Linked DNA regions of Homo sapiens: region 1 is linked to region 2. The links are chromatin loops, found by intact Hi-C in ENCODE. Cell type or tissue: PC-9. All regions are shown on one strand. Each heading gives the region's core, and the rest is flanking DNA. Links, peaks and the distances in the headings are about the cores only. Region 1 holds the start of LOC124904159 (a long non-coding RNA gene). Region 2 overlaps SCMH1-DT (SCMH1 divergent transcript).

Region 1 (8,947 bases), core at 675-8,674, 54 kb after region 2:
TTAAGTGGATTCCAAGGGTCATGTCCAGAAGATCAGATGGCCAGAAACAAGAGAATTAAGAAGTGAGGTCAGAAACCAGAGACTTAAAACCTAGATGGCCAGGAAGAGCCCTTTGGACATAAGCTGATTTTCTTTCCATGGGGCCTGGTAGGATCTGGGATCCAAGAGCTTGTCAGGGCACTTAAAGGAATCTTACAAGGATGGCAGATACCATTATCGTGTGTTCCACTTCCCCATCCTCTGTGTCTTTCCCCCATTAGACAGGAGTCTCTCTGGGAAAGACCTTGTTTTATGCCTTTGGAGTCTCCCTTCTATGCTTCTCACAGTACCTGGCACAGAACACATCTCAGCAGGCTTTGTGACAGTTGAATTCTGCCTCTTGACTCTGTAGCTGTGGTCTAGACTCAACCTTCAGGCTCCACTGGTCTCTGAGGCCCACCTCCCTCTACAGCCATCATTATCTGACTCACCAGCAGTGGGTCTCCTCCCTAGTTCCCAGGACTGATCCTTCCTGGCCTGAGGCTGGAGGGGGTTAGGGGACCCAACCTGGCCCTGGATGCTGGACCCCAAGGCCCCTTGGCTGTTGCTGAACTGGGATCACCTTATTCTCTACCCATGTGGCCAGGTCCCATTCCAGATTCCATCTAACGCCCCAGTTCTGTTGATGGATTTTCAGTTTATTCTGTTTGTTCATTCAACAAATATTTACTCCTCGTCATTATCAGCCAGTTCTAAATCTTCATCTTACCTGAGCTGTCATTATCCTTAAGGCAGATGATCACCTCCTCCCTGAACCCTTTCAACTAGGGCACCGCACTGGCCTGGTTTTTCTCTTCCCTTCCTGACCAAACCCTCTCAGCCTCTACTGTTGGTTCCTCCTCAGCTCCCTCCTTCTTAATGTTGCAGTCGGTGCCACAGGTTCAGTCCTTATCCCTCTTCTCTTGGCCTACCCTCACTTCCCAGGGGATCTCCTCCAAGCTCATGGTTGAAGGACTCTCTCTCTGCCAGTGACTCTCAAGTCTCAGGTGCATTTCCTCAGCACACACCTCTGCCCTGAGCTCCAGACTGCGCATCCATTGGTTTGCTCATTTCCACCTGGATGGCTATAAGGTATCTCAGACTTTAACCAAACCCTGGATTTCCACCCCTAACCTTTTTCTCCCATAGTCGACTCAAACTTGACAAGTGGCAGCTCCATAAATGGTAACTCTTCAGTGACTCTCACCAAAGACCTAGGAGTTACCTCTCAACTCCTCAGGAAACTCAGTCCAAGCCACTATGATCTCTTGTCTGGGTCACTGCTGTGGCCCCACTCTTGTCTCCCTGCTTCTGCCTTTGTCTTCATCTCCCCTCAACAGCCTCAGATTGGAGGCTCTGCCACTTGCCCTGTTCTCACCTGCCGTGCCAGCCACAGACTGACGGTCTTGGCCCAGTGCTTTTCCCTTTCTCCTGGGTCAGCCCTGACCTCTCATTCCCATAGGCCTGGCTCCTGTTCCTACAACACTAGACCTCCTGATGGTGACATCAGCTCAGAAGTGACACAGACAACTCTTCTGTTCCTACCCATGCTATCTCTTCTATCTGTCCTCTGTCACTGCAGATCCAGTATTTTTGTGTCCACACTTAGTAGTCCTGAGGAAAAAAAAAAAAAAAAAAAAAAAACAGCCAGGCCTAAATCTCTAGGCCCTTGGCCAATATCTGGGGCTCAAGAGCCTGCCAGGAGCTGAAGGTCATGGGGCTGGGGATGCCAAGAGGGTGGGGTATTTCTTTTCTGTTAGGCTTTCACATTCCCTGTCTCCTTTAATTTCCCCCAGATCCCTGTGAGGCAGGAATAATTTCCCCTCCTGTGGGTGAGGGGAAGGAGAAAAGAGAACTCACTTGACCACAGCTGCACAGTTAGTTGGGATCAGAACCTGAGCCACCTGGCCCCATGCTCCTGAAGCTTTGACCTCCATGGTCATTAAAGACCAAGTCATATTCCTCCCACCCTTCATACCTCCCCCTCCTCATTTTTCATTTACAGAAGAGGTCACTGAAATCCAGAGGTGGGGAGGGCCTTTCCCAAAGTCACAGAGTGGCTCAGTGACTGGGCCTGAAGGAGTCCCAGGCCTCCAGGCACTGCTGTTCCCCAGTGGCCCAGAGGCAGGACGGGCACACACCCCAAGGCCGGCCCTCCCCCCACATGGCTCAGTTCCTGCCTCCCAGACTGAGGTCTGGAGCCCTAAATAGAACAAGCACCACCGTCTCCCTTCTCAGGGAGGGGAAGCCAGCTGTGGCAGTTGTGGCAGGCGGAGAGAAATTTTCCCTTTCTGTAGATTGGATCAGTCACTCTCAGAATTGATGGCAACGGCTTCATCACAAAGATCTAATGCTTTAATTATGTTGTGACATGACCTGACATGGGGGTGGCATTTGATGGATTCTCTGGTGTCATCAGCATGGCCCTGACATAGGAAAGTGGCAGAAGGCAGGGGGTGGGGAAGAGGAAGGGCTCTCAGTGGGAGACGTGTCCTTCCAGGGCCCCCTACCTTCCCCTGCTCTCTGTCTTCCAAGGCAGTCCTGCAGTAGTGGAGACTCAGGAGAGGAGGGGGAGCAGCCCCTGTGCAGGGGAGGGTGGCTGCGCCCTTCCGGGATGGACTGGATCCTGGGGGCCCCGTAGGAGTGCATGTGTGTGTGTACCTGTGTGCATGTGCCTAGATACACAGGGACATGTCGGAGCGGGTGAGAGGGATTCAGACCCATGTGGTAGAAGTAACAGCTGCACTGCTGTCTGGCCTGCAGAGGACTAGGAGGTGGAGGCCAGGGCAGGACACCTGGCTGGTCTGCATGTCCTGGGCTGTCGTGAGCAGAAGGAGCAGATGTACTCAGGCAGCCTGGGAGCAGGCTTAGCTCAGCAGAGAGAGGGCTCCCTGGCCAGGGAATGCACAGCTTTAAAAGGCACTGAGCAAATGTCTCTGGGAAGGACTGAGGGGTTGCTACAGAGCAGATCTTTTCCCTTGGTGGGCACTTGGTGACTCCCTACCTCTGGGGCTAGGATTGCATGTATCTGTGGGTGAAGGGGTTTGCCTCCCTCTTTTCCTCCCACCCCAGCTGCCTGCTCAGAGCCTTATGGGGCCTTCGGTGTGGCAAGAGTGAGAAGCAGGCTGCCGCCACCCGGCCAAGCTCATTTCCAGGATGCTGGCACACGCGCCCCTCCTCTGTCCGCCTTCCCATCCGTTCCTGTGGCAAGCTCTTCTTCCCCAAGGCCGGTGGGCTCTAGGGAGTCCCACTTCTCTGCCAGCCAAGTGAGAACGCAGGCTTGAAGGGGAAGGAGGAAGAGAGACTTGTTGGCGGGGCTCCCGCTGGGTCGAGAGCAGTGCCTTCTGGAGGGATGCAGCGTCTTGAGGAATCCTCATGACTACAGATAACAGGGGGTGAGCTGGTATCTCTCTCTTACACTGGAGGACAGTGAAGCTCAGAGACACGAAATTGCCTGCTTAAGACTACACAGCTAGGAAGGAGTGAATTGGTTTCAATTTAGCAAATGTTTGTTAAGTGACACCTGCACACCAGGCCCTGCCGAAGAAGTTGCAGGTCCAGACCCTGTCCTCAAGCAGCACAGCATGCCCGCAGCTGTCCCTGATTCCGATGACGCTGCCCCTTCCACTGCTCTGCTCTGCCTTTGCCAGGGGTGTCTGTGGTCAGCAGCCCAGGGTGGGGGGAAAGCATCAGAGCAGGTGACCAGGGAGTGGGGTCTGGCTCTGGCGCCTCAGTCACCAGTCCTGGTCTTTGGGGAAAGTACAGTTTGAGAAATATAAGACCGGAGGGTCCTTTCAAGCTCAGTTTAGTGCTCTCCTCCCGCCCCATCCCCATGGTGCAGAAGAAGAAATTGAGGCCCAGAAAAAAGACTAGATGGGCCCAGGGTCACCCAGGAAATTAGAATAGGAGCCAGGATTTCGACCTGGTTCTCCTGACTCCTGGGTCAAACTTGACCATGGCTGTACCCAGGGGCCGGTGCTACCAGGCATGGTCAGGAAAGGCTTCCAGGGGAGCCTTGCATTTCTTCTAGAAAGATAAGTTAAAGAAAGACCAGTCAGAAAGGAAACTCCCAATGCCTGGGAAGGTTTCACAGCCTGAAGAAAGCTCCACAAGCCCATGCTCATTCCTAAACCCACCCCAACCCAGCCTCAGAGAAGGGTGTGGGAGGAGGCCTGACTGGTGAGGCCCGAGGTTGCTTGCTGCTGGGGCTGTGTCTCAGAGATGTCAAGGTGGGGAGAAGGCAGGAGCTGTGCCTTGATTGGTCTCTAAAATCCCCTGCAGGACTGGATGCTCGAAAGTGATGCTTGAGCAAGACAGGAGAACAGAAGGGCCTCCCTGATATAGAAGCAGCCGCAACATGTGTCTGGACATGCACAGAAGCAGGTGCTTCTGTGTGTAGCCTGGGAACTGACTGTCCCCGGGTGGCAGGAAGACTTTTTTAGTAGCCCCATGAATGAGGAACTGACGGTCTGCACAGGTGAAGGTTTGTGAGCAAGAGCTGGGTCAGAGAGGAGGCACCTGTTCTTCCAGAGGGGCCTGGGTCTGGGTGTGATGGGGTAATGCAGTGTGTGTGGTGCGCCGCTGCTGGGTGACTACCCAAGGCTTAACTGTGGCTGGGTGTTGTGGGTGTCTGTGTGTCAACGTGTGGTCAGGTATAGCCATATCTGGCCAGGCTGGTATGGACACCTGTTCCTGTCTTCGTGTCCCATGGGTGTAGCTGTGTGTACCAACCCAAGTGTGAGTCTGAATGGAGCTGGACTTTTTTTTTTTTTTTTTGAGATGGAGTTTCTCTCTTGTTGTCCAGGCTGGAGTGCAATGGTGTGATCTTGGCTCACTGCAACCTCCGCCTCCCGGGTTCAAGCGATTCTCCTGCCTCAGCCTCCTAAGTAGCTGGGATTACAGGCATGTGCCACCACGCCCAGCTAATTTTGTATTTTTAGTAGAGATGGGGTTTCTCCATGTTGGTCAGGCTGGTCTTGAACTCCCGACCTCAGGTGATCCGCCCACTTCCCAAAGTGCTGGGGTTACAGGTGTGAGCTACCACGCCTGGCTGGACTTTTAGTGACTGTAGCTCCAGACATAGCCATAGCCCCCAACAGCTCTGTGTGCTGGAGCTGTACCTTTGTGTGGGTGTGTTGGAGACGGCCTCTGGGGTAGCCTTGGCCCTGTGACCTGGGCTGTTGGAGCTCTGTAGCAGGTGGCCCCCATCACAAGGGGGCACTGTGCATCTTCCTAAACCATCACCGCCGCTGGTGGCCAGTGTGTGGGCAAGGAAGGCTGGGAACTGGCACAAAGATGCCCTCAGCCAGGCCCAGCGCTTCTGCCCCTATTTCTCTGGGCAGTCCTGGCTCTCCTCAGAGTTTTTGCCCTGGGGGAAGGGAAAGGATGTCATTAAAAATCCTACCTAGTAAGTCTCATGGGAGGGGTCCATAGCGATGTCTCTCCCAACTGCCTCATTTGACAAGTGGAGAAACTAAGGTTCAGTTGGGAAATAACCTCTCTCAGACCCAAGCCCGGGATCACTTCCCAACCCTGAGATAAAGCCACATGTGCAACATGTTCCAACATGTGCAACAGCTTCCAACACAGGCCGTAAGTGCCCATTGCAAGACGGGTACTGACAGTGCATGTTGGAGCTGCTCTGGCCTGGGTTTCTGGTTCTGACTCCATCACTTACCTGGCGTGTGACTCTGAGTCTCTGATGCCTTTCTCTGGGCTTCTTTTTCCCATCAGTAAACTGAGAGGATTGATGCCTTTGCTCTTCAAGCCCCTCTTTTCCAGCATGGGCCTTCTAGTTCCTACAGGTTAGAGGTCAGTGTGACCTGGGAGCAGTGATGGTTCTGTGCACCTGGTGGGTAATTATCCTTGTTAAAGACGGCTGGGCATTAAGCATAGCCCAGAGAACTTAGGGTCACACATGACTTAGTGGCTGAGTCAGGATGAGAAGAAAGTCAGGCCTCCTGGTCCCTCACCAGCGCCCGCTGCCCTACCCCAGCACCCCCTGCCCTACCCCAGCAGCTATCCTGACCCTCTCTCTGGGCATAGGTATCAGTGCTTCATTGATACAACCCTGTGTTCCTCCTTGAAGTTGTCTTGCCATTTCCCAAGTCATCTGCCTCCCATATCCATGCCGGGCAGGTCCTGTGCTGGAGACTGTCCTCTCCACTCCCTTATTGAGTCCTAGGAGAAGCCCCATTTTACAGATGGGGAAACCAAGGCTTGATGGAGTTAAGAAATAATAGAAGCTATTATTTTTAAACCTTCTCTGTCTCAATGCCAGACTCTGTGCTGGACACTCACTAAAGTGGGCAGAGAGTGACTAGTCCAACCTCCCAAATTTTCCCCCAAATGGTGCCGAGACCTGCCCGGGATCTGCCAGCCTGATTTAGACAGCAATTTGCATACAATTTACCCAGAAAGCTGCACTGTGAAAAAATATAATTACTTTTTTAATATTCTCGCTCTGATGTGAATGCTTACTGCCCGGTAATGAATTACTTGCTTAATGAAGATAAACCTGAATTGGAGATGCACTTCGGACGGCTGCTGCGGCGTCCGGTTTGATGCCATCATTTGCAGCTGTTAATTTCTGAAATTGATGCCCTTGTTGGTGGGATCATAAATTGAGGGGGAAATCTATGAGCTCCAGCACTTCCAGTTTTTTACTCTGTGGCATTGGTGGAGCTACTTAGCCTCTCTGTGCCTCAGTTTCCTCATCTATAACAAGGGTATTGGGGTAAGTTAGAACTATATAAATGTGGGTCCATCTCACAGTAAAGTGATCTTTACTGGAGAATGATTGAGCATCTACAATGTGTCAGGTGAGAGACAGAGGGGAAGTGATTTATTCAAAGACACTCATGGACTCAGAGGCTTCTGAACTAGAATGAGTAGCCACAGCTTTGTGTCCAGGTGCTACACTTGGATCTCTTCTCCTAAATGGCCTTGAAGATGCCTCCTGACTGCTGGTGATGGGAAAGAGAGCCAGGCTGAAGTCAGACACTGGTAGGAGAAAAAAAAAAACAAAAAAAACTGTGGAGGTGTGGCCACTGGAAACTCTACCCGTTCCTTTACCTGATGCTAACCATGTCTGGGGACTGATCACAGAAGAGCACAGGGCTGGGGGCCAGCACAACAAGCCAACGATTCAGCAAATATGTAGTTACTGCCATCTATGGCCATATGTTTTAGGCTCCTAGCACACAGCCATGAGTAAGACCAGCAAGGTCCCTGCCTACATGGACCTGAAATTCTAAAAGGTGTGGTGAACACATAGCGATAATAGATGAGTTAACTAAGAATAAAGATAAAGTCAGATAATGATAAGTGAAATAAAATTTTTTAAATAGATAATATGAAACAGATCAATTGAGGGGGTAATTTTGACTTGGCCTAAAAGACTTCCCTAAAGAGGTGACACCTGGACTGAAATGTAAATGATATTAAGTCCCAGCATTTTGGGAGGCTGAGGCAGGAGGATTGCTTGAGCCCAGGAGTTTGAGGCTGCAGTGAGCTATGATTGTGCAACTACATTCCAGCCTGGGTGACAGAGCAAGACCCCATCTCTAACTAACTAACTTAATAACTAACAAACTGAATGAATGGATGAATGAATAAATGATATTAAGGAATCAGCCCTGTAAATATTAGAAATGTGATTCCAGGTGAGATCAGAAAAGTAGGTAGGAGGTAGATCATAAAGAGCCTTATAGGTTGTGGAAGGGACTTTGGTTTTATTTTTTGTGCAGAGGGAAGCCACTGAGGGCTTTCATAAGGGGAGTGATATAATTTATTGGCATTTATGAAGATTATTCCATAAAAGAAAATAGAAAATCTGGAAAACGATATCTATTAAAGAAATTGAATTTATAATATAAAAATTTCCCACCCAGATGGTTTCACTGGTAAATTCTATCAAATATTTAAGGAATAAATGATACCAATCATACACAAACTCTCAGAAAATATACGAGAGAACATACCCCAACTAATTTTACGAGCCCAGAGTAATCCTCCTGCTGAATTATTTAGTTCTCCATAGCTAACTATGCTGATAAGTAGTGGCTTAAAACAATAATTTGTTGTTATTATATCTCATGATTCTAGGGTCAGGAATTTGGACAGACCACAGTGGAGATGGCTAATCTATGCCCCACGGTGTCTGGGGCCTCAGCCGGGGTGACTCAAAGGTGTCTGTGATATGTAACAATTGGAGGCTGAGTAGGCATCTTTCTCTCCTCTCCAGGTGGCCTCTCGGTGAGCTTAGGTTCCCTCACAGCATGGCGGCCTCAGGGTGGTTGGATTTCCTACATAGCAGCTTGGATCTCCAAGTATGAGTATTACAAGAGGCCTGGGAAGAAGCTTCAAAGCTTCTTACAACTTTACTTTGAAAGGGCACTTCTTCTTCTTCTTTATTTTTTATTTTATTTCATTTTATTTATTTATTTATTTTTGAGACGGAATCTCACTCTGTCACCCAAACTGGAGTGCAGAGGTATGATCTCAGCTCACCACAACCTCCGCCTGCTGGGTTCAAGCGATTCTCCTGCCTCAGCTAGGTAGCTGGGACTACAGGTGTGCACCACCATGCCCACTATGTTTTTAGTTGAGATGGGGTGCCACCATGTTGGCCAGGCTGGTCAACTTGAGCAACTAGGCCATGATGGTGTGTGACTTACTGAGATGGAACAACTGGTAGAGGAATGGTTTGGGGCGAGAGGAATCAAGTCTCTGTTTCATATGTACTAAGTCTGGGAGACCCATGAGGCCATATGGAGAGGTGTTAAGGAGGCAGTTGAATATATAGGTTTGGATCCTGGGAAGAGATCAGGACTGGGGATTTATATTTTAAAGTCAATGTGTAGATGATATTCAGAGCCAAGAGGGTGCCAGGTGCAGTGGCTCATGCCTGTAATCCCAGCACTTTGGG
Region 2 (8,947 bases), core at 212-8,211:
TTTACCACAGTCACACATATTATCTCATTTAAACCTCACAGCAACTCTGTGAGGGATTGTTATCTCCATTTTATGGATGAGGAAGCTGACTCTGAGAGATGACTTTCCAAATTCATCCAACTGGAAGAAAAAGGAAGTCTCTGGGGACTTGAATCCAGAACTGTCCAGCTCCAAGTCCAGGGCTCACTCTATTAAGCCACTCCATGAGGAATGAGTCCCTAAGGAGGCCACAGAAGGCCCTAAGCCCTCTTTTGTTCTCTGGAAGAGAGTGCCATTTCTTGGCCCTTCCCAAGGCCTTGACAACTGAAGGTGAGTGTGGGCCCGCCGGCCAGGCACACTGGCTACACAAGGCTGACTTTCCACTGGCACTGTGGTTTGGCATAGGTGAGAAGGCGGGCAGTAACTCATGTGACCTGTACAAGTCATTCCCCACCTCGGCCCTCAGTTTCTGCTTCCAACGACCTAAGAGCCCCTGAACTCAGGAAATCTGTGAATAAATATTTGTTGAATGCATGAGTAAAATGCACGAATGAATGGGAGTCTAACCAGAAGTGGATTTTCCAGTCACTATTTTGTTGTGTTTTTCTCTTTTTTTCCTTAGTTCCCAGAAGAACCACAAAGCATAAATTTCCCCAAAAGGGGAATTTTGTTGATGGCTTTAGTCTATTCCCTCCTAAAAGACCAGCTACAACCAAATGAAGTGAACATAACCTCAAGGGTGTATTGTCTTCATAATAAAAGATGAAGCTTAGAACTGGATCACTTGGCCCTTTCTCTTCTGACATCCTCCCAGTTGAAAAGGCCTGCATCTCCTAATAGCCTGCCAGCATTCTCTTAGATCTGCAGTTGGGCTCAAAACACCCAAGCCTCTGCACAATGTTCTTTGTAATTTCAGTCTTTTCCCTGAAAAGTTGGCCTAGTAGCCATACTGCTTCCTGTCATAATGCTGCCTTCCCCGGGCATACAGAAGACCCTTGCCCTTCTTATATTGTGTCACTTTGTGGGGTTGGTGCTTGCTACAATTCTTATAGAAAGTCTGGTGAGTTTTAGGAACGTTCACCATGTTTGTGGGAGTGCTATAACTACCTTTGTTGTGTTTTTCTGTCTTTTTCTTCTTTCTGATGTGCTGGTTCCTTGCTTTTCCCTTCCTCCCTTGGTTCCTATCTGAGCTGCTTTTTTTTTTTTTTTTTTGAGACGGAGTCTCGCTCTGTTGCCCAGGCTGGAGTGCAGTGGTGCAATCTCGGCTCACTGCAACCTCCGCCTCCCGGGTTCAAGTGATTCTCCTCCCTCAGCCTCCCGAGTAGCTGGGACTACAGGTGTGTGCCCCCACGCCTGGCTAATTTTTTGTATTTTTAGTAGAGACAGGGTTTCACCATGTTAGCCAGGCTGGTCTCGAACTCTTGATCTCAGGCAATCCACCTGCCTCGGCCTCCCAAAGTGCTGGGATTACAGACATGAGCCACCACGCCCGGCCTCTGAGCTGCTCTTTCAGTCCTTCCTCTACTGTTTCTGGGGGCCCTGGACTCTCCCGGCCCAGTGGCCTAGGAATTTGCTGCTGACATAGCTGCATGTCTGGCAGCTCTGAGTCCAGCAAGCAGCTGCTTCTGTGCCGGCCACAGTGTGCTGGCCATCGCCCACCACCATACCCAGTAACCTCCCCCAGAGGCTCCATCTCATCCTGCCCAAATTGCTGAGCCAGGACTCCCTTGGGGTCATTAGTGTAGAGGGGCTGGGGCTTGCCCTACTTAGAAATGGCACAGTCCAACCCCCTCAGGTCCAAAGAGGGGACACAATATACCCATAGTCACACAGCAATTTAGCATGATGATAAACAGAACCCAGGCATTCTGATTGGTTGGTACACTTCCCTTATCTTCTGGGATAGGTCTGCTTTTATTTGGAGTCTGTACATTGTAGTATATTTAGTATGTTGATTCCACACGTTTGTTGACCAGACTCCTGTGCTGCGTTCTGGAGATAGGAAGAATAAAAAACCATCTGTGCTTTTAGGGAATTCTAGTCAAGTTGGGGAGATAAATAAATTGACAATTACATTGTAAGTGCTCCGACAGCTAACCAGACAAAATGCTGCAGGAGGACAGGAAGGGAGCAAGGAACTGCCAGGAATGGGGAGAAGGTCATGATGTTTGAATTGGGTCTTGAGGATGGGTAGGAGTTTACCCAGCAGAAAGAGCATGGTTGTGGGTAGGAAGAGCATTGCAGTCAAGGTTAACTACTTACCTGTAGAAAAGTGTGGTGCTATTGTAGAGCAATGTTAGATGTCTCCACATCTAGCAGTGATGTGAGGAAAAAGGCCTGTTATGGAATAAGAAGGACCTAGGTTCTGGTTTCAATTCTGTCACAGAGTCACTGAAAACCTTTAAGCAAACCACTCAGTCCAATTGTGTCTCAATTACCTCATCTCTCCAGGAGGATGCTCTCAAAGCCAAATATCTCAGAGCTGCTCTATCCGATAGAATAGCCAGTAGCCACAACGGTCTATGTAAATTTAAATTAACTAAAAGTAAATACATTTAAAATTCTGTTCCTCAATTGCACTAGCCATGTTTCCAGTGCTCAGAAGCTACTGGTGACTAGTGGCTGCAATATTGGACAGCACAGATATTGAATACCTCCATCACCCTAGAAAGTCCTGCTGGGCTGGGCTGGGCTGGGCTGCCCTAGAGGCCTGTGATTCTCAGAGGAGAAGGGATTTGTCCCATCACCTAGCAAGGTCTCCAGGCTCCCCACTTACCCGTTTAGGAAGATATCCCAAGGAACAGGATAGAGAGGATGCACCATTCCACTGCCCAACCTCAGTTCCTGAAGTACAGTGACCCAAATCAGAGGGCAGGGGTCCCTTGTCCCTTTGTCAGTGCACACTATACTCTGATTTCGCTGTGTGAAAGCTTATCACAGTGCCGGGCCCATAATAGCAGCTTTCATAAATAGCCAGTCCAATTCCCAGTTTTGCAAGTGAGAAAACTGAGGCTCAGAGTGGCCTGGTTTAGGATCCAAGTCTTAGAAATTTCCAGGATATCTTGAATGATGGAATTTAGGAGAACACAATGGTCTTTGATCCTCATTTTGGCTTAAGACTTTCAGGTTTTATTTATGTTGTAATCCAGATGATACTATGTGGAATCAAACACATGACCTTATCTGTGGCTAGATGCATGACTGTCCAGGAGCTTGCAGGAATTAACCAGTGGCCAACCTTGTAATGCACAAGACTTTTATGTTACCTGAAACAAATAGAATTAGGTAGCAGGTAGAATTTTTATTTTTATTTATTTATTTGTTTATTTATTTTTTGAGACAGAGTCTCACTCTGTCACCCAGGCTGGAGTGCAGTGGTGTGATCTCAGCTCAGTGCAACCTCCGCCTCCTGGGTTCAAGTGAGCTCATGCCTCAGCCTCCCAAGTAGCTGGGACCACAGGTGCGTGCCACCACACCCAGTTAATTTTTGTATTTTTAGTAGGGGCGGGGTTTCACCATATTGATCAGGCTGGTCTTGAACTCTTGACCTCAAGTTATCTGTCCTCTTTGGCCTCCCAAAGTGCTGGGATTACAGGAGTGAGCCACCACGCCCAGCCAGAATCAATATTTTTGAAAAATGAACACAAATGTATTACCTACCATGTACCAAGCACAGTTTTAAGAGGGTCTAGTAGATAACTGAGCAACACTATGAGGTACAGATGATTACTCTCATCATCCTCATTTTCCAGACAAGGAAACGGAGGCTGAGATAAATAACTTGCTGAAGGCCTCATAGCTATTGTGAAGCCTGGACTCACCCAAGCAGTGGCCTCAGAGCCCACAATCTTAACCCCTTTCTAGAGCCCTCTCCTCAACTTTGCAATTGTTGAACATCAGGACCTGAGGGAAACTTTGGGATCACCTAGTCTAATCCCTTTCCTTTCCTCATGCGGTACTGAAGGCCACAGAGTGACCCAGATCCAGCCAAGGTTATTCAGCAAGTTGTAAAAGACAGAGCTTGAATCTGAGTCCTGAGGGTGGGTCCCCTGGCTCCTGTTCAGTTATTTTTGCTCACTTCTTTTAAAAAGCCTAAAAAATGAAATGATCCACTGAGCATCTTCTGGGTACCCACATTGTGCTGGATGTTTTTGTGGAAAAAAACCTTGGGTTTACATTGAGAAGTCCTGGAATCAAATCTTACCTCAATTGCTTGCCCAGTGACCTTAAGCAAGTCACTTTCTATGTCTTGGCCTCAGTTTCTCCAGAAAAGGAATAAGGATATAATTGCCTTAAGGATTATGTCAGAATGAGTGGCACAAAGTAATTACTCAAGTAAAAGGAATGGACGCTGAAGACACAGGCCGTGTGCCCTCTACAATCTGGATGTGGAGGTGAGACTGACATGCAGAGGAGGATCAGAGGAGAGCAGAGAGCATGCTTTGTTGGCAGGTCAGACGATGAATGTTAGGACACTTCATGCACTGTTGGCTCCATCTGGCAATGGAGGTGATTCAGGATCAAGAAATCATCCAGGGAAAGGCTGGCCTGCAAGAACCCAGACTGGACACGAGGTGGCGCTGGTGGCCCACCTGGGAACAGGCAGAGACCGGCGACCAGCCCCGGGGAATCTGATCCTGGCAGTTTCATTCTTTTTGCTTCTAGGCATGAAGTCTACATGAGGGACCCTGGTGGGCTGAGGATGAGGGCGCTCTGCCCCACCAAAGGATAAATGGGAATTTTACACTCCTTATCTCATTTAGTCTTCACAGCCACCTTTTCAGGTATTCAGTTTTACACACAGGACACTGTGACTCAAAAGATGTTAAATAATTTCCTCAAGGGATACTATTGAGAAGTAGATCCAGGCCCACTGATTCTAAATCCCATGCTCTTTCCAGGAAAATATGCTCCTCCCAGCCAGTGGAATCAGTCTATCAACAGAGGCTAAACAGGATGTAAGGGAGATCGTACCAGAAAATAGAAGACCAGATTAAAACTGCCTCCTCCTCATGGCCTTCCTAGACTGTCCCCATTCCTTTTTCACCCAGTCCACTCCAACAACCTCCTAATCCATTTCCCTGCTTCCATTCTTGCACCCTAGGCTCTGTTCTCTACAGTGATCTTGTGAGAAGGAAACCAAGTGGCAGTATTCTGCCTTTTTGCCGTTCAAAACACTCCAATGCTTCTGATTCCAATTTGAACAATGTCTGAATTTCTCACCACAGCTATGAGCGGTGCTGTGCTGGTAACAACCAGTTCTCAGAGGCAGAGAGCCCTGATATGTAGCATTTGCTAATTGTGGTGCATATTCTCCCTCCATGGCCAATTTCAAGCTTCCAAGGTAACATCACTGAGCTCAGAGTTGAGAAGGGATGTAAAGAATCGAGACAGAGCCAGTCTGAGTTGACACCAACGCACTGCTGCACCAAGGCTCCACACATAAGATCTGGCCTCAGACGCCTTCTCCAGACAACCCGCTTATTCTGCTACCCCTGTTCACTCTGCTGGATCACTGGCCTTCTTGCTGTTTCTTGAACATAACAAGTACATTTCCACCTCGGGGCCTTGGCACTTGCTTTCCTCTGTTTGGGATGCTCTTCCCCAAAAATGTGCATAACTTGCTGCGTCACTTCATTCAGGTCTCAGCTCAAATGTTACAGAGAGGCCTCCCCTGAGCATCTTCCCTAAGACATCCTACCCACTCCCACCCTCCATCACTTTTATTCCTTGCTCTGCTGTATTTTTTCTCTAAGGGCCTCAATCTCTATTTAATAATAAATGATAGACATTTAAACTTATTTGTCTAGGTCAGGACTGGATGGCCATCCCTAGAACAGACCTGACTCAAAGAAAGCACTTAATACATATTTGCTGGTTGATAAATGAGTAATTACTTTTCCTCTACATGTAATGCCTTTTTTTACTGCAATAGCCTTGATGTTTTCTCTTTATTCTTGATGTGCTATCGTCTCACTACACTGGGTCTAGGTGTAAATTTATTTGTTCTGTTCAGCACTGAGTGCGCATTTTGAATCTAAGCAATGTCTTTCTCTCATTCTGGACAATTCTCAGTCCTTATTTCTGTAATCTTGCTTCTCCTGCACTCCCTCTGTTCTGGAACTCCTACATAACAGTCTGTCAGTCTCTACTCTGTGTTTCGTAACTGCTTGGCATTCTATAGAATGCCAGTTGTCTCCCAGTGTCTATTCCACTTTTTCCTTAGTAATAGAATCTCTAACTTTCAGCTAGGCACATGCCTACTTGGGTTAAAAATGACATTTCTTGGCTGGGCGTGGTGGCTCATGCCTGTAATCCCAGCACTTTGGGAGGCTGAGGTGGGCAGATCATCTGAGGTTAGGAGTTTGAAACCAGCCTGGCCAACATGGTGAAACCCCCTCTCTACTAAAAATACAAAAATTAGCTGGGTGTGGTGGTGGGTGCCTGTAATCCCAGCTACTTGGGAGGCTGAGGCAGGAGAATCACTTGAACCCAGGAAGCGGAGGTTGCAGTGAGCTGAGACTGCGTCACTGCACTCCTGCCTGGGCAACAAGAGTAAAACTCTGTCTCAAAAAAAAAAAAAATTTCTGAGTCTTCCACTTAGCTACATTCGGGCATATAACTGAGTTCTGAACAATGAGTATAAGCAGGAGTCTTGTGGAACCTCCTTGTAATGTCTTTTAAGCAGGGGAGTGTGCTATTCTTTGTGCCTTCTTCCTGCTATCTGAAAAATACACGAGGTGGCTGGAGTTGGTGCAGCCATCTTGGACTATAGGGTAGAAGTCAGATAGAAGGAGCCTGGGTTTTGATGGCTTTTATGAGACTGCCCTCTTAGCTTTTTTTTTTTTTTTTTTTTTTGAGACGGAGTCTCACTCTGTCCCCAAGGCTGGAGTGCAGTGGTGCCGTCTCGGCTCACTGCAGGCTCCGCCTCCTGGGTTCACACCATTCTCCTGCCTCAGCCTCCCAAGTAGCTGGGATTACAGGGGCCCGCCACCGCGCCCGGCTAATTTTTTGTATTTTTTTTTTTTTAGTAGAGACAGGGTGAACCGTGTTAACCAGGATGGTCTCAATCTCCTGACCTTGTGATCCGCCCACCTCTGCCTCCCAAAGTGCTGGGATTATAGCCGTGAGCCACTGCGCCCGGCCGAAACTGCCCTCTTAGCTTTAAACTTCCTAGTGCTGGACCATTCCATGAGAGAGAAATGGACTTGTATTTTGCTTGAGCCATGGTTATTTTGCTGTCTTAGTTTGGGTATCCCAAAAGCAGGACCCAAGAGAAGGATTTGGATGCTAGTAGTTAATTTGGGAAGTGCAGTGAAGAAGTGGAGATGTGAGGCAAGGAAAGGAGAAAAGCCAGTAAAAGATTTGAACATGAGCAGTTTGCTGCTGGTGGCCAACGGAGGCTCAGCCCTGGTGTGGGGCCTGTGGGAGACTATGTGAAACAGACCACATAGTTGTCCTACCAATGGGAAAGGAAGCTGGAGTATTTATCATGAACTAATAATGCCCCTCTTGGTTGAGGGTCTTTGTTGGAACTAACTCCCCCAGGAGTCCACCTGTCCTTGTGCAAGCTTGAGCATGCTCCTGTGGCCAGAAACACTTAGGCAGAGATGTAGGAAGCTGTCTTCGTGTACAGAGCCCATCTTCAGGTGACTGCTGGGGTCAGCCAAGGGAATGTGGGCTGGGCATTAACAGTGTCTGCAACTTGTCTGCTGTATTCCAACCTCCTCTAACTTCTACAATGCTCTTTCCTATCATTTATCTCTTGTTGCAACGTAGGTGAAATGCACAATTCATTTGCTTCCAAATAATTAATCCTATCTTCTACCATGTCTAATCTAGATTTATTCTTTCTCTCCAGTTTAGTTCAACAACTATGTTTCTCATTCCCAGTGTTTCTAAATGGCTTTATTTAGTTTCTGCTTGTTTTTAATTTATAATTTATTATTCTTTTGTATGTATGGATGTTATTCCTGACTTTATTTGAAGAGTCTAAACATATTTATTTTGAAATTGTTTTCAGATAATTCTATTATTTCACTTTTGTCTGTAGTGGATTCATTCTGCCAATTATTAGTTTTGTTGACTGTCTACATCTGCATTCATTTTCGTCATGTGTTTTGGAATTTTAGTTTGCAGGCTTTTTTAAAGTGGGATTTATTTTTCTGTACATACTCACTCTGCTTAGTGGGTTGATAGCTTCTCCCCACACTCCTGGGACCCTGTCTAGAGCCAGGTTTTAGGCTGCTGACTCAAGGCTTTCATCCTGTAATGGTGGTGGGAATTTCACATGTCCAGTCACTGAACCAGCATCATGAGATTTGGCCCTGGCCTCACAAGGGTCTCATTTAGCCCCTCAGGCAGTGAGGGAGTCAAACTCCTGGCTGCTTCCCCTGCTTCTGGTGCCAGACCCCTGGCTTCCACATTATGTAGCCCCTTGTGTTTCTATTGAAATTCTGATCCACAAAAATGTTGATTCTGATTTTGAGCATGGCTATTCCTGTTTTGAATCTATCTTTTTATATAATTGCTGTGAGTTTGGTGCATGAATTTACAGCACCATCTTGATCTGAAGTTTCTGGACCCTTGAATCTCCCCAGGGAAGACACTCTCTGACTGCAGATAGGATTTTTTTTTTCCCCCAGCATCCAGGCTTGCAGATACAAGAAGGAAAGGAATCTGCCTTTATGGATCCTTCTCTTTTATTCCCCAAGGTGACTCAGGCCCTGGAGGATACAAAGAGCCCCCTGTAAAAAGTGTCTTTAGACCTCTTGGCCTCTAGTCTCCATCACAGGGCTTCCTGCCAACACTCCATCTCAAAGGTCTTCCCTGACGTGGGGCTTTAGGTGTTCACAGCCATATTTGCATTTCAACAAGGGACTCATAAAGATGTTTTCATCTTTAAAATGTACAGGCATGGAATTCAAATCGCGGAGTGACAGGCTGTGTGTGGGGCTGATTGTCTGGG

Evidence for each region. Hi-C counts contacts between places; a loop is a spot of excess contacts. Peaks named below come from ENCODE experiments on the same cell type or tissue, not always from the same donor. Only the 100,000 strongest peaks of a DNase experiment are listed, where the experiment ranks them.
Region 1: a loop joins it to region 2, with 2.1 times the contacts of the local background. A loop is called at or near these places in 4 of 110 quality-filtered maps.

What each region holds. Positions count from the first base shown.
Region 1 is chr1:41,317,834-41,326,780 of GRCh38, forward strand. LOC124904159 (a long non-coding RNA gene) reads left to right here and starts at 5,017. Exons shown (of 2, transcript XR_007066027.1): 1 at 5,017-8,274. RefSeq lists an enhancer at 4,348-4,607. In PC-9, for the core only: CTCF peaks have their summits at 5,209 (motif pointing right) and 5,410; DNase peaks (open chromatin) are centred at 5,248 and 8,128.
Region 2 is chr1:41,263,800-41,272,746 of GRCh38, forward strand. SCMH1-DT (SCMH1 divergent transcript) reads left to right here. Exons shown (of 3, transcript NR_186015.1): 3 at 602-759. It also overlaps the pseudogene RPL36AP9. Among named protein-coding and RNA genes, the nearest start is that of SCMH1-DT, 26 kb to the left of the region's middle. RefSeq lists an enhancer at 4,418-4,712. In PC-9, for the core only: CTCF peaks have their summits at 4,536 (motif pointing right) and 4,737; a DNase peak (open chromatin) is centred at 4,542.